Regions from separate parts of the Homo sapiens genome. Here region 1 is linked to region 2. The links are chromatin loops, found by intact Hi-C in ENCODE. Cell type or tissue: PC-3. All regions are shown on one strand. Each heading gives the region's core, and the rest is flanking DNA. Links, peaks and the distances in the headings are about the cores only.

The links. A loop is a pair of places that touch in the nucleus more often than their neighbours do. Peaks named below come from ENCODE experiments on the same cell type or tissue, not always from the same donor. Only the 100,000 strongest peaks of a DNase experiment are listed, where the experiment ranks them.
Region 1: a loop joins it to region 2, with 4 times the contacts of the local background. A loop is called at or near these places in 2 of 110 quality-filtered maps.

What each region holds. Positions count from the first base shown.
Region 1 is chr16:66,022,139-66,030,478 of GRCh38, reverse strand. No RefSeq gene overlaps it. Among named protein-coding and RNA genes, the nearest start is that of CDH5, 340 kb to the left of the region's middle. RefSeq lists an enhancer at 1-353. In PC-3, for the core only: a CTCF peak has its summit at 4,056; a DNase peak (open chromatin) is centred at 1,428.
Region 2 is chr16:65,372,595-65,380,934 of GRCh38, reverse strand. It overlaps LINC00922 (long intergenic non-protein coding RNA 922), which reads left to right. Exons shown (of 10, transcript NR_174971.1): 3 at 5,609-5,731. All of the region lies in intron 3 of LOC124903780 (a long non-coding RNA gene), which reads right to left. Among named protein-coding and RNA genes, the nearest start is that of LINC00922, 200 kb to the left of the region's middle. RefSeq lists an enhancer at 4,756-5,955. In PC-3, for the core only: no CTCF peak of the experiment used is centred there; DNase peaks (open chromatin) are centred at 4,124 and 5,044; H3K4me3 peaks cover 419 bases; H3K27ac peaks cover 3,254 bases.

The DNA.
Region 1 (8,340 bases), core at 190-8,189, 650 kb before region 2:
TCCTCCTTCCTCTCATCACATAACTTTTCTCCAGTGAAACCTAGGCTTGAAGTGAGTTGAGGCAGAGTTTTCAGAACCTAAGCGACTCAGGCTGGAGGTTTTCAGGCACTTTCAAGCAGAATCTGGTCTGGCTGGCTGCCCAGTGCTCAGCCTGCCTCCAAGGCCCTGGCCTGAAGGCTGCTGGACCCTCACTGGGCTTGGGATTGAGTCCTCTGTTTGGTGAGTCATCTGCCAAAGAAGCACAATTAGTGAGAACTGCCTCTGGTGGAGCCAGCTGCATTTGCCCACCAGGGCCTGTTCCTGGGCCTCCTCCTCATTAGCCTTGACTTGGTCTCTGGTAGTAAGAGGAGCTGGCTCTTTGACGTTTGACACCTGCCTCTGGCCGTGAGTCCCAGAACCACCAAGCCTGGCTGTTCTCCGCCTTCCAAAGGCTAGGGCATGCAACCTGCTCCACTCTCTCCAGTGCGTTTTCCACTGCGATCTCCTATTCTCTATTTAACAGCTGCAGGTGTGTTCTGGCTTAACGCAGAGACTGACATCAGTCCACTCTATTGCTTCTCCAACCTCCTTTCCCCCAGGGCCCAGCAGAGTGGCAAATCAATGACTTAAAAGACTGATCCATTATGAATACTGAATAGTACCATATCTTTACTCCCTTCTCATATAATAGTATTATACATCCGTACCCCCTTGCCATATGACTTTGCAATATCTATAGGAAAGGTAGTGTACTTATCTCAGTCTCATTTCTCATTGACTTTGGACATGACCATGAAGCTTGTTTTAGCCAAGAAAATGCTAGTAGGTGTGGCAAAAGCAGGTTTTGTTTCTTTCTTTTTTTTTTTTTGGAAACAGGGTCTCACTCTGTCACCCAGGCTGGAGTGCAGTGGCACCGTCATGGCTCACTGCAGCCTTGACCTCCCAGGTTCAAATGATCTTCCCACCTTAGCCTCCCAAGTAGCTGGGACTACAGGTGTGAGCCACCACACCTGGTTAATTTTTGTATTGTTTTGTAGAGATGGTGTCTTGCTATGTTGCTTAGGCTGGTCTTGAACTCCTGGGCTCAAGAGATCCTCCCACGTTGGCCTCCCAAAGTGCTGGAATTACAGGATGAGCCACTGTGTCTGGCTTAATTGTATTTGTGGAGTTTTGCTCAGACTCTTGCAATTCTGCTATTTGCTATGAGAAGACAATGCCCGTATTTGCTGCTGGTCTTGGAGAGAGACATGGAGCACACCCAAACCTGCCCCACTTCCCCAAAGCCAGAACGGTAAATCTACAGACTTAAAAGCAATAAATGATGTTGCACCACTGAGAGTTTGGACTTGTTACATGGCAGTATTGGAGAAAAACATCTGCCTGTCATAGGCATCATCTGGGAGCTAGGGCTGTGTCATCTTTGTTTCTGGCTGTCTCAGATCTTAGGCATGTAGTAGAAATGCCAGAAACAATTTGCTGAATGGAAACAGGGACAGGGAGGGAGGGACTCTGGTGGACTTACTGTGTTTGGTTGACACTCTGCTCTCAGTCTGGGTCAGACTCCCACATTCAATCCATCACCAAGCCCAGTGGAATCTGCTGCCAAGATATAGCCCAGATTTGTGTGTGCAATCTCACAGTTGTAAGGTATTGAATCAAATTGTTATGCCACTCTACAAACAAAGTAAAAACACTTCTGTCCAGTCCATGGATCCTGAATGTGCCCTTCCTCTAAGCCCCTGACATTGGTTAAAACGTGAATGGGAGGATCCAGGAAGGCAGAATAGCAGTCAGCCTAATGGCATATCCTGTTCCTTGGAGAGCTCCTTTGGTCTGTTGAAATAGTTCAGATCTGACCAACAGAGCACTAGACTGAGAACTCAGGGTTTTGAGTTTGCATCCTGCTGCTAGTTTGACTTACTCTGTGACACTGAGTAGATCACTTTCTCCCCCAGTCCTTAGTTTTCCCATCTGCATAGTGGCTTTATCACTTACAAGCTGAGAAGGTAAGAATCTGAGAACAATTCACTAAACCTGTCCAAGTGTTAGTATCCTCATCTATAAAATGAAATACTGGCCAGGTGTGGTGGCTGACACCTGTAATCCCAGCACTTTGGGAGGCTGAGGCGGGTGGATCACTTGAGGCAAGGAGTTCAAGACCAGCCTGGTCAACATGATGAAACCCTGTCCCTACTAAAAATATGAAAATTAGCTGGGCGTGGTAGTATGTGCCTGGAGTCCCAGCTACCCGGGAGGCTAAGGCAGGAGAATCGCTTGAACCTGGCAGGGGGAGGTTGCGGTGAGACGAGTTCACACCACTGCACTCCAGCCTGGGCAACAAAAGCAAAACTCTCTCTCTCAAAAAAAAAAAAAAAAAAAAAAAAAAAAAAAAAAAAAAAAAAAAGAAATACTGCTGCTCATCTCTCCAGGTTAAACAAGGATGGAATAAAATGACAAATGCAGCCAATAGTTCGCTGCCTGGATGCACAGTCCAGTGGATGCTGCTGATAGTTTTTTGTTGTTGTTGTTTATTTCTGAGGCAGGGTCTCCTCTGTCATCCAGGCTGGAGTATGGTGGCATAATCATAGCACACTGCAGTGCCCAACTCCTGGGCTCAAGCCATCCTCTCATCTCAGCCTTTTGGCTAGCTGGGACCACAGGCATGCATCACCAAACCTGGCTAATTAAAACATTTTTTTTTTGTAGAGATGAGGTCTCACTATGTTATCCAGGTTGGTCTTGAACTGCTACCTCAAGCAGTCCTCTTGCCTCAGTCTTCTAAAGTGCTGGGGTTACAGGTGTGAGCCACTGCCCGCTACTGATAATTACTAACAACAATAGTAGATGGAAAATGACCGATTTCAAAGCAATGCCATAGATTAGCATGACCGTCTCCAGTGAAATAAACTTGCTTATAACTATCTTGAAGAAAAACAGAATAATTGATTCACATAACTTGAAACGTCAGGGGTTGAGCCAGGGCCTCATATACATTGTGATCTCTCTCACTTTCCTTCTCTATTTCCCTCTGCTTTCACCCCCAGTCCCTTCTTGCCTTTGCCTGGAGGATGCCCTTCATACCTTTATAGAATGTGATTGGCATGAACCCAAACCGAAATAGGACAGCTTTCCTTCCAAGCAATGATTCTGATTGGCTGCCCTTGGACCCATCACTGTTGCTGGAGGATGAAGAGCCACATGTGGCTGTGGCTGGATGTGAGCCTTGCACTGTAGCAAGCGTGTGTGGGGTGTGCTGTCCCCAACATTCTCTCCAGAACCCAGCAGCATGAGGGAGGTGTGGCTCTCTAAAGGAGACAGGCTGGGCTGCCCCTGAATGCTCTGCCTGACCTGCCTGGGACAGTGTGCAAAATCCTCAAGCCACTTGGTTCGTGGTAGATTTCATTTGGCAATTCAAGGTGGGGGGATATGCCCATAGACCTCTTTGCTGTAGGATGACTAGTATAGACTGTCAGGGGGATAGGAGGACCAGGTGGATTCAGCAGCAGTGATGTCTTAGATGATGAAAGGATTACACAGCAATTTGCATAAAAGCAGAATTGTCTGACATACACATGTGCAGAAAGCAGAGGCTGGATATTGTATAACATAATAAGCCAACTTGTGTTTACATGGCTGGGGAAGGCCTCATGCTTCTTTGTTTTTTATTGTGGTTGTTTTGTTTTGTTTTGTTTTAAGACAGAATGTCACTCTGTCGCATAGGCTAGAGTGCATTGGCATGATCTTGGCTCACTGCAACCTCTGCCTCCTGGGCTCAAGGGATTCTCCTGCCTCAGACTCCTGAGTAGCTGGGATTACAGGTGGCACACACCACCACACCTGGCTAATTCTTTTGTATTTTTAGTGGAGACAGGGTTTCACCATGTTGGCCAGGCTGGTCTTGAACCCCTGACCTCAGGTGATCCAGCTGCCTCAGCCTCTCAAAGTGCTGGAATTACAGGTGTGAACCACCATGCCCGGCCAGGGCTCATGCTTCTAAATGGAAACGGGTCAGCCAGCAGCGCATCCCTTGTCCCTGCTCTGTCTCCCATTGCCTTTCCCTATGAATCCTCTAGGTGGGGCCTCATCTCTGCCCCTTTAGACCTGGCTCTTCTTTTCTGGCATGCCACCTCTCTCTGCCTCCCTCCTGTCCATGTCCTATGGAGCTGCAGGCACAGCTGTTACTGCGTTCCCCTGTTTACAAGCCTCTGCGGATTCTTATTACCCATCAGAATAAAGTCTCAGAAACTTCATTATTTTCATATAAAATCCTTACTTTGCCCTCTTCTCCAGACCAGAATAAGCACATGTTGGAATATGATTCACCTGGATTTGAGTCTTGCTGCTTCTTTCATATGATTTTGAATTGGACATTCATCCTCTCTGGAGCTCAGTTTCTTGTAAAGTGCAGTTAAAATCTTTCTCTTCTCTCCCTCCTCCGTCTCTTTCCTCCTGCTCTCTTTTCATTCTCTTCCACTCTATCTCCCCCACTTTCCCTCTCTCTGCCATCTCCCTTATCTTCATTCCTTTCATTCTCCCCTCTCTTCTACTTTCTGTCACTTTCTCCACTTCTCTTTCTCCATTTCTCTCTCTCTCCTCCCTTCCTCTCTCCCTCCCCTGCACATATACTCTACAGTGATGTCTTGAGAATCAGGTGATAGCACAAATCAGAGCACCCAGAGAAGCAGAGGTGTAGATGGGAAACTCAGCATGTGCCTGTTGCCTAGTGTTCTCTGTTGCCTTGTACCTTTGTTGTGTAAAACAACATTTGTCTGGACTTAGCCCTAGGTGCCTGGTACAGAGCTTGTAAAACTCTTGGATTCCTTCCTTCCTTCCTTCCTTCTTTCCTTCCTTCCTTCCTTCCTTCCTTCCTTCCTTCCTTCCTTCCTTCCTTCCTTCCTTCTTTCTTTCTTTCTTTCTTTCTTTCTTTCTTTCTTTCTTTCTTTCTTTCTTTCTTTCTTTCTTTCTTTCTTTCTTTCTTTCTTTTTTGAGACAGAGTCTTGCCTGTCGGCAGACTGGAGTGCAGTGGTGCAATCTCAGCTCACTGCAACCTCTGCCTCCCAGGTTCAAGTGATTCCCCTGCCTCAGCCTCCTGAGTAGCTGGGACTACAGGCACATACCACCATGCCTGGCTAATTTTTTTGTATTTTTTAGTAGAGACAGGGTTTCACCATGTTGGCCAGGATGGTCTCAATATCCTGACCTCGTGATGGACCTGCCTCAGCCTACCAAAGTGCTGGGATTATAGGCATGAGCCACCGTGCCTGGCCAACTCTTGGATTTCTTTAGTGATAGGAGTATCTTTGTTACGCAGGATCCCCTTGGATCACACATGAGTTTATGCTGAGATGAGATGACTTGGGCTGGAGGCTGGTCACCAGGAAGACCAATCAGGTGGTTAGATTGGAGCTTGGAGCCAGCCTTACTTCCAGTAAGGTGAGGGAGGCTGGAGATTGAGTTATCAATCATGTCTATGTAATGAAACCCCAATAAAAACTGTAGACACTGAAGCTCAGTGGAGCTTCCTTGTTGGTGAATACACTGATGGGCCAGAGAGTGACAGGCCCTGATTCTACAGGGAGAAGGCACGGATGGATGGATGGATGGATGGATGGAGGGATGGATGGAGGGACGGATGGAGGGATGGATGGAGGTATGGATAGGTGGATGGATGGATGGATAGGTGGATGGATGGATGGATGGATTGGTGAATAGATGCATGGATGGATGGAGGGATGGATGGATAGGTGGATGGATAGGTGGATAGATGGATGGATAGGTGGATGGATGGATGGATAGGTGGATGGATGGATGGATGGATTGGTGAATAGATGCATGGATGGATGGATGGATGGATGGGTGAACAGATGAGTGAATGGATGGATGGATGGATGGATAGGTGGGCAGATAGATGGATGAGTGGGCAGATGGACAGGGAGAGGGCACGAAAGCTCTATATTCAAGACCTTCCTGGGTCTCACCTTGTTGTTTGGCTGGTCCTGATTTGTATCCTTTATAATAAAATTGTAGTAATAAGTATAGTGCTTTCCTGAGTTCTGTGAGCTATTTTAGTGAATTATCAAATCTGAAGGGAATACTAGGAGCCTTCACATTTGTAGCCAGTTGGTCAGAAGGGCAGGTGATGTGGGACCCCACTTGAGCTGGTGTCTGAGGTAAAGACAGTCTTGTGGAGGACTGAGCCCTTAGCTTCTGGGGTCTGCACTATGGGTGGTTAGTACCAGAACTGAATCACACTTCACGATTTTAGGGTGAAATAGAATAATCTTCCACTAGACTGCCCAGCTCTGGGCTCTACTCTTGTGACATCCCTTTCTGTCTGGATTGTTCCTCTGCTCCTTATTTGACCAGAAACTCTTATTCACCCTGCAAAACTCAGCCCAGATGCCCAGCTCTTAGAGGTTTTCCTTCTCAACTTCTTATTACGGAAAATTTCAAACATATGCAATTAGGGAGAATAATACAACCAACTCTCATACACTCATTGCCAGCTTCAACAAGCACCAACTTCCTGTTGTTCTTGTTTCATAATTTACCACCCCTACCCCCGAACTTTCAGAGACTCCTCATGGTCTCTGTAATGAGAACCAAGGTGCCTTCTGGGGTCAAGGAAGTGAAGACTAGGCCAAGGTCATCCTTCAGGGAGTGTGGCAGACCTGGGGTTTAGCTGCCTTGCATCAGTGACTTGTATGCAGAGGAAAATGAAATGAGAAATGCACTTACATAAAATCTGAATTGGCATGACAAGCAGATTTACAGAGAGAACTGCGTGTCGTTTGAAATAATAAGACCAGCATTGTTTAGAAGGCAGCAGATGGGAAAGAGCACACATCTTGTCAGCCAGAACTCGGGTTTATCTAACAGCCCTGTGTTAGTTCAGTTCACCAAATATGTCTCCATGGGTGAGGGGATAGGGTGGGCTTCACACCTACTCTGGAGGCTGGATATTAGCAAACAAGTGGTCATGAGCAGGGGAGTGAGGAAGGGTTGGGAGGAAGGGTGGGAAGGAAGGGGCTTCCAGGGGTTGCTGACATATCATCTCTCCTCTTAAAGATTTTTACTCTACCCTTTCTCTCTTCCTCCATCCCTTCCTCCCTCGGCTGCCTGTGGAGCTCTAGCCATGCCAAAGCCTGGGCTGGGAGGTGGTGATGGTGGTGGTTGTGATGATCATCATGATAAAGATGATAAGAATATGTAATAACAAGCACTTACATTGGCTTTAGCGCGTGGCAGGCACAGTTCCAAATGTTTCACATGTGCTCACTCATTTCATCTTACAAAAAACCTATCAAGGTCAATCGTTACATTATCTAACTTCCAGAGAAGAGACTGAGAAAGAGATGAAGTCACTTGCCCAGAGTAGCAGAGCTACTAGACATGCAGAGAGGAATAAGGCACATGGCTGCCAGCTTGCATGGGCTCCCACAGGCCAAATTTAGATCAATTTTTGAGTGTCAAACAGAACAATACTGTATTCATGAGTCTATGGTTGGTAATAGACTAGGGGAGAGAGAAAGAGAAAGAGAAAAAGGGAGAGAGAGAAGGGATGGGGGAGGAGAGGAACTCTTCTTTACAGAAAAATGCCAACTAATCAATGTAGACAGAATGAGAAAATTATCATTTTTCAACCTCCAGTGCAATAATATCTTCAAGCAAGGAGCATAAAGGATGCTGAAACTGTCAGGTGAAAGGTGCTGGGGAACAGTATATCCTTATGGTTTCAAAGCATCACCCCGCATGTTAACTAGAAATTACAAGGAAAAAAATGGACCTTTACCAGTGGTGAGACCTGACATTCACCATCTTAACTAAATGATCAAATGTAGCATCACCAAAAGTCAGGACATCTGACATTATGAGCTTTCTTCTATGATACAGTAATAAGTTGAAGACATCATCTACATGGTTTTCTCACTAAAAATGTTGCTCTGAATCTAATCACAAGGAAACAAGTAGACAGATTCCCATGTGGGACATTCCATGAGACAACTGGCTCGGACTCTTCGAAAAAACAAAAAAAGCCACTGCCACAAGAAATAAAAAGGGTATAGATGTGTGTGTCGTGTGTGTAGGTTTATGTGTGTGTATATGTATGATGTGTGTAGGTATGTGCATGTGTATATATGTGTTTGTGTATATGTAGGTGTATATATGTGTGTATATGTGTGTATGTATGTGTGTATATGCATGTATGTATGTATAGGTATGTGGGTATATGCATATGTTTGTGTATACATGTATGTGGGCATATGCATGTGTATGCATGTAGGTATGAGTGTACATGTATGTATGTGTATATATATGTATGTGTGTGTTTTTCAAGGAAGAGCTCTTACACTTTAAGAT
Region 2 (8,340 bases), core at 248-8,247:
TTAGGAACCAGACACTACTGAGTTTGATTTGCAACTTCATCAGTGTATGAGTATGGAAGCTCTTTACATGTCTGGGACCCTTAACATCTCATCTGTTTAAGAGGAATAATTTTAATACTTAAAGTATGTAAGAGCCCTAGTACAGAAGCCAATTTTAGTAGAATTCTTCAAATTATTGAGTATTTATAATTTAACATATTTATATTGTGTGTGTGTGTGTGTGTGTTTAAATAGTGCACCCATTCTTTACTTATCTTAGAAATGACATCGTACGACTTGGGGGAATTGTCAAAGGTCATGCAACCAGTCAAAGGCAGAATGAAAACAAATACCTCAAGTTTCTTGATTTGCAGGCTTGTACTATTTCTACCCCACTACTCTTCTCCAGCAGATGTTAAGTGACAGCCAGGCCCATAAGAATTTAGATGCTGGCTCTTCATATTTTCTTCACTGAAAGAATTAGCTTCACAGAAATTGTCCTTGAAGGGTCTAAAGTGGATAAAAGTAAGCTTCATCCGAAATGAGGAGACATCTAACAAATTGTCAAACTTTCTGGAACTGTATCTCTTATAGCATTATTAAGAGAACTGATATATTTCATCATTTGTAAAGTGAGTGACTTCATTGTCATAAAGGTAGCACAAACCACCAGAGAGCAGATGTTTGGGTGAATATGGATATTTTATAATAGGTGGAATCATAGTACAGTATGAAGAGTCAAATCATTGTGGGTTTGATTCTATACTTTGGAGCCTAAATGAATTGTATGAATTTGCCAAAATTACTTAACTCACCTGAGTCTCAGTTTCCTAGTCAGCAAAATGGGTATATTATCCCTAATTTAAAATTAATGCAATATGAAATAATGAGCATTATATATCAGACAACAAATAACTAGTACATAAAAATAAAAACATTTTATTATCCTTCTGCCTTTGAAAGATGTTGCTTTAACCTCTATTGCTGACAACCTTTTCTGCAAAAGAAACTCAGTGGCTGTGAAGTCTTCTTAAGCCTATACTAGGAAATCAAATCCAGTTGCCGATTTTACATAGACGTTGAAAGTAAAGCCCCAATGACAAAGCCGGGCAACTCAATATCTTTGGCATTTCTGGTGTCAAGACCTAGCCAGAGCTGTTATGGATGATGTGGGTGAAAAGTCTCCCATTGTATTTTTTATTTTTCAAATCAAGGTCACAAGGGACAAACACATAAATTAATAAAAGAATGCCCTGGACACCCTAAGAAGCCCACGAGGTTGAGAATACCCCAAGCCCTAAGGGCAGGGATACAGAAGGACAGTACCACTCATGAGCTCACATTTGGGCTGGCTCAATGAATGCAGCACTGTTTTTCTGCATCGCTGAAATCACAGCAGGTTTTGACAAATCCCTTTATATCCCCCACTGAAAGTGAATTCATAAACATTTCCCCTTTTGAAGGGAATTTGAAGATCGTTCTATTTTGTGATCACACGTCAAAGTAGGGATGACATTTCTCTTGTTCTTAAGTGAACTGTTATTAGCCTACAAACTAAATCTGTGGAGGGTCTTAAGGGGGGAATTAACATTTCATTTTCAGAAGGTAAAAAAAAAAATGACAGCTTTGGCAGTCATATAGGTTTACTGCCTGGAAGGTAAATGCACCTTGGATCTCTTTTATTGCTGTGCCTGCCAGGGCTGCACAAAACTAATTTTAAGTTGATATTGGAGGAATCTAGAAGACTTTGCCCTTCTTCTAAGGGAGTCGAGCACTAAAGTTACAGTAGCTGTTCTTCTGCTTGAGATTCTGACTGCCTCATAAAGAGAACATGAAACATCTAGACATGATGGGATAAAATATGGGTATTAGCATAGCGTCATGCTACGACCAGGATAGTCCTGTTCTCTTAGCTATTTGACCTGAGGCAAGTAGCTTCACCCCGTTGAGTCTTACTTTTCCTCTCTATAAAATGGGAATGTAAGCACAATGTGATGCCACCATACTCCCACAAGAATGCCAATAATAAAAAAAAATAGATATTGCCATGGATATGGTGAAAAGGGAACACTTTGACACTGCTGGTGGGAATGTAAACTATATATGTACAATGGAATGCCACTCAGCCATAAAAAGGAATGAATTAATGGCATTCGCAGCAACCTGGATGAGATTAGACACTATTTTTCTAAGTGAAGTAATGCAGGGATGGAAAACTAAACATCGTATGTTCTCACTTATAAGTGGGAGCTAAGCCATGAGGGTGCAAAGGCATAAGAATAACACAATGGACTTTGGGGACTCGGGGAGAAAGGGTGGGGAGGGAGTGAGGGATAAAAGGCTACAAATTGGGTTCAGTGTATACTGCTCAGGTGATGGGTATACCAAAATCTCACAAAACACCACTAAAGAACTTACTTACGTAACGAAATACCACCTGTTCCCAAAAAACCTATGGAATTGTTTTTAAAGGGAATGTTGATGCCATCTTTATAATACCTTGGAGGATATATATAGCATTCTGATAAGGTCTAATTTCTCATGCCAGTGAGAAGGTGTTATGGATCAATTTGTGCCCCCCACCCCAAATTCCATATGTTGATGTCCTAAGCTCCATACCTCAGAATGTGACCTTATTGGGGCATAGGGTCTTTACAGAGGTAATCAAGTTAGAATGATGTCATTAGGGTGATCCCTAATCCAATATGACTGGTGTCCTTATGAAAAGGGAAGATTTGAGCTGGGCATGGTGGCTCACGCCTGTAATCCCACTACTTTGGGAGGCCGAGGTGGGCGGATTGCCTGAGCTCAAGAGTTCAAAACCAGCCTGGGTAACATGGCGAAACCCCCATCCACTAAAAATATAAAAAATTAGCTGGGTGTGGTGGTGGGCGCCTGTAATCTCAGCTATTCTGGAGGTTGAGGCACAAGAATCGCTTGAACCTGGGAGGTGGAGGTTGCAGTGAGCCAAGATGCAGCCTGGATCACTGCACTCCAGCCTGGGTGACAGCAAGACTCTGTCTCAAAAAAAAAAAAAAAAAAAGAAAAGGAAGATTTGGATAGAGATACCCATAGAGGAAAGATGTATGAGGTTACAGAGAGAACACCATGTGAAACGAGAAGACAGCCGTCCACAAACCAAGGAGAGAGGCCTGGAACAGATTCCCCTTCACAGCCCTCAGAGGGACCCAACCCTGCCAACACCTTGATTTTGGACTTCAAAGCTCCAGGACTGTGACACAATAAGTTTCTGTTGTTGAAATCACTTAGTTTGTGGTGCTTTGTTACAGTAGGGCTAGCAAACTAATATAGAAGGGGTGATGGATTTGGGACCTCCTTCTGAGAGGACTGACTATAAAATGCAGGGCCCAGAGTTGAATAGGACTCTCCCTCTCCAACCAAACAAAGCCCTCTCCAGAAATGACTGGCCCTTCAGAATACTCAGATTGGGATTTAATTGTCTTAGAAACAGTTGTCATGACAACTGGATATAAAGTTTAGTTCCAGAACTTAAACCTAAATATGTTAAAATCTCCACAAGACATTTTCTTTGACTGAGAGTGAATTAAGCAAAGCATGTGCATGCACACACAGACACAATCTCTTAAAAACATTAAAAAGGGACTATGTCCTCTGACTCACACATCAGTGTTCTGGAATAGGAGACATTCATTACCATCACCCTTCTATTCACTCAACTGACATTTATTCATTTAATTGGCATTTACTGAGCAACTACAATGTGCCAAGCACAGAAGGAAAATTCGTGGCAGATTAACTGCCTACATCAGAAAGCTTGAGATTGTTTGAATATCTGGATTGAAAAGTGGCATATTTACTTGTGACAGGTTAGGGAGCACCATGAGCTTCACGAGAAAGGGGGGCTGTGGCTTGCTCATTCATTTCTTCTTCCCCAGGGATGTAATGCAGTTCCATGTACCTTATAGCTGCCTAGCAGATATTTACTGAACAAATGAATGAATGGTTGAACAAAAGAAAATTCAAAGACAGCACTGAAACCAGTCTGGGATTCTCGAAGCATTAAAATGTCTAGTTGTGGATGTAACATTAATGTTAGCCAATATTTATTGAGCACTGACTATGTTCCTGGCTCCAAGCACTCCAGAGATGATGGTACAGGTTTTGCGTAATATTTGCAAAGCTCTTTGCTGAAGTGAGGCATAGCCTCATTTTATACATGAAGTGAATGAGGCTTTTAGAGCTATCATGAATTGCCTTTGGCCATACAGAAACGCACAGACCTGCATTTGAGCCCAGGTCTGTCCAAATTCAATGCTTGTGCTCCCTAATGTAGCTGCTCACCTCCCTCTTTCTTTAGACTCTGTTGCCTCCTCTCTCCGGAGAAAAGGAAGAGTGAGTGAGAGTCGATTTCTAAATCTATTAGTTGCTCATTTACACCCTCTTAAATGGTTTTCATTAATTTTCATAAATGACAGCACTAAGAAGAAATCTGAAGAATCTCGATGTGTGTTTTGTCTTCTTCACTGTCTCAGGAAACCAGCCAGTGATTCTTTTTTTCAATCTTACAAACAAAAACCCCAAAAAACTAAAATATGATCCATCTACAATACTTTCCTACAGGATCATAATGTAGCTCCCAATGATGCCCCCGCTTGGCAGGATTTTAACACCAATTCCAAAAATGTCAAGGAATGTCATTGGTTTGAATTTACATAATTGATAGAGTAGGGTATTGATTCAGGTTAGTAAACCCGAAGCCTTGAACCTGAGATGTGAGTTAATTGGGGTTAAATGGTGTCATCTCTTGACGGAGAAAAATGTTTTAGCCTGGTTCTGTTGGATTCTGCAAATTATTGCCGCCTTCCCAGTCCCCATTCGAATAAGAGAGACTTCTCTTCTGGAATTGCTGAGTGTGGAGTCAAACTGAATGTAACATAACAGGCTCTTTAATGAAAAAAGTGAGAGTAAAGCAACTTGACCTTCCACTTTAAAGGTGAGTTTTCCGGAAAAAAGTACAAATACTAGATAAAGTTGCTGTGAAATTAAAGGTGTGTCTTTAGGGAGGGGAAGAGGAAAGAGTGACTAGTGTATGATAAAGGCTGACTTATTTTTAATGCACAGTATAAACATTCCAGTGAGTGACTCTCCATGTGTCATGATGCTTGAATTCTGTTCAACATTGCCTATCTGCTGAGCCTGACACTGTGCTGGGCAACTGGCACAGAAGCTGACAATGCTGAGCTAGACCTCTATGATTACTTGAAGGGTTCCAAGACTAATAAAATATGGAGATGTAAAGGAAGCAATCACAGTAGGGCAGCATGCTATGGGGGCACAGCTGCAGTTATGGCCCACTCTGCTTGGGCAGGTGGAGTTAGACTGCTCGCATGGGAAGGAGCCCAATCCTGGGACCTTTGAATGTGGACGATTGAAGTTACCCAGAATTTGAGGAGCCTAGGATACCATGTCAGAGGTGTTTGCATGGGTGAGCACAGCTAGTGTTGGAACTCACCAGAGATTCAGCATGACTGGAATAGAGAGAAACGCGATCTCACAGCACCTTGTCCTTTTACTTCCTAGCCTTTGTCAAAGTTGCAACTCGTTCATTCATCATGATTTTTTGTTTGTTTGTTTGTTTGTTTGTTAGATGGAGTTTCACTCTTATGGCCCAGGCTGGAGTGCAATGGCGTGATCTCAGCTCACCACAACCTCTGCCTCCCGGGTTCAAGTGGTTCTCCTACCTCAGCCTCCTGAGTAGCTGCGATTACAGGCATGTGCCACTATGCCCAGCTAATTTTGTATTTTTAGTAGAGATGGAGTTTCTCCGTCTCAAACTCCTGACCTCAGGTAGTATGCCTGCCTCGGCCTCCCAAAGTGCTAGGATTACAGTCATGAGCCACCACGCCTGGCTCATTGTGATTAGGCTGAAAGCTCCATGAGGACTGGAATTCTAATAGGCTTGTCCACTACTTATTCTCAGTAGCTCAAACAGTGACTGGCAGATTTTAAACAGCCAGTATCAGTGGATCGAATAAGTAAATGAATGTGTATACAGGCATGTCACGACACGAGATCAGAATCAGGCCATTATCATATCATAGAGAGCCTTGAATGCCACTATATAGGTGCTCAAGAGATAGTTATTGAATAAATGAACAAATGAATGAATGAAAATCTAAAAGAACACTAAAACTGCTCTGGAAACCATGAAATCTACAGTGAGAGGGAGATTTTGAAGGATCCTACAGAGGGCATTGACATGGTTTATTTTAGCAAAGAATCACTTATTAGGTGCTTGTGATGTCGGTTATTTGAGGACAAATGAAATATAACCCTATTTGATGAAGATTATAATCCACGAAGTAAAGGGATTTACTTTATACCTTTAAATATTTTGGACACTTCTCTACATGGAAATATCTAGATATTTTTTCATTCAGTGCAATGAAAAACAGGATTTGTACTGAAAATAATTATTTTTACCATCATATGTATATTTTCTAATGGTACAAACCATAGTGAGAAACAGCTACAATTCCTCTATATTAGGGACCAGAAACTATGGCAGGAGGGGCAAATCCAGCCCACTGCTCATTCGTGTATAACTGAGCTAAAAATATTTTTCATATTTAAAAATTATTTTTCAAAATCAAAAAAAGAAAAAAAATTTATGTCATGTGAAAAGCATGTAAAATTCAAATTTCAGTGTCCATAAGTAAAGTTTTATTGGAACACAGCTATGCCTGTTCCTTTTTGTATTATCTGTGGCTGCTTTCTTGTTACGGAGCAGAGTTGCTAGTAACTACAATTTGGCCCACAAAGCCTACAGTAATTGCCATCTGGCCCTTTACAGAAAAAGTTTGCTGACCCCTGCTCTAGATTCACAGTAATTTTTAGTGGCACGATTTGTGCCAGTATACATTTTGGTGACCTTCCCTTAAAGGAGTTCCTTTTCCTGAATCAGTGGTTCCCTGCAAATTAGAATGTAACCACATTTGGGGAATTTCATTTCCTACTTCTCAAAATGAATGCCTTGCAAATGATGATTGATTACACCTTTGATTAGGAAGTAAGGGGACATACTGCTTAGTATGAAATGCAAAGCTATTTAGGTCAGGGCAGCATAGTTGAAATAACAGCAGCTAGGATCAGGAAGCCCATAGTTCACCCTGCAAGCTTGGGCAGCTCACATCCGTATCAGGACCAAAGCCCCCTTATTTGTCCAACTACAGGGCCGAGAAAGCAGTCTTTAAGATTTTTTTTTTTTCCCCTGGGGCTAAAAGTCTGTACTTCAGAAAAGTCACTGTGCTCAGAGCTCTACCTATTCCTAGTAGATATACATTTTACAAAGAAAACACTCATTGACCACTAGATACCTTTGATTATTTACCCATGTGTGGAGTTAACAAGAACTGCATGGGAATGAAGCACAGGCTGGAATTTCAAATCTTCAGGAAGCATGGGAACAATTAGAATTCTGTAGTTCATCTCGTAGCTTTGGGAGGCATTTTGTCTTTTTATCTGGAGGTGGCTGGGGAAAGAAACGTACTTACAACATTGTGGAAGGAAACAGTCAATTTTAAAAGAGGAAGTATGGTTGCAACCTGTAGTTACAACATCTTCACCCCATGCCAATTTCTCTATGCTTTAAAAATTGCAATCTCTTTCCTGCTTAGTCCCATGATTATTCTACCTTAGAGTTTCCTGGCAGAATACTGGCAGCTGATAACCAGGGCAGGATTCAAACAGCAAAAGTGACCAGTGAGCACTCCTGTGTGGTTTATCTGGGCCCCTAAGTGATCGCTCATTGTTCTCCCTTTTTAGGCCAGATTGTGGGTGGGAACATTAGAAAGGAGCTTGCAAAATATCAATGCTTAAGTGACTGTTCCAGTTGTTAAATCATAATACAGCGTGATTTCACTGAAATGAAGTAATTACAGGAGGAAAGAAGAAAAGTCAAATGATATAAAAACAGGTCTTTTTGGATTGTCTAAGTACTAATGCGCTCTCTGATGCATATGCATTTCTCATTTCTGAAGCACTCACCGCACAAAAGGTTCCACTCTGTTAAGAGTGGAGGTTCGTGTTATTTTGGCTCAAGCTCTTATCCCCAAATTTGGGCAAAGATAGCTGCACTTACAAGCCCTCAAACATTTCTCGAAGAGGCTATAATTATTCTAAATCAACACATCTCATGTTTTAATATTTTCATCTGAAATATACAATTCAATCTCCCTGCCCTCCAGCCTTTACATTTAGCAGACAGCATCCTTGTTCAAATCTTGGCCCTCCTCTGTCCCAACTGTGTGATCTTGAACAAATTGCTTCAAGTTTTCAATCCTCAGTTTCTGCATCTTTTTAAAGAAGGATAATAATAGA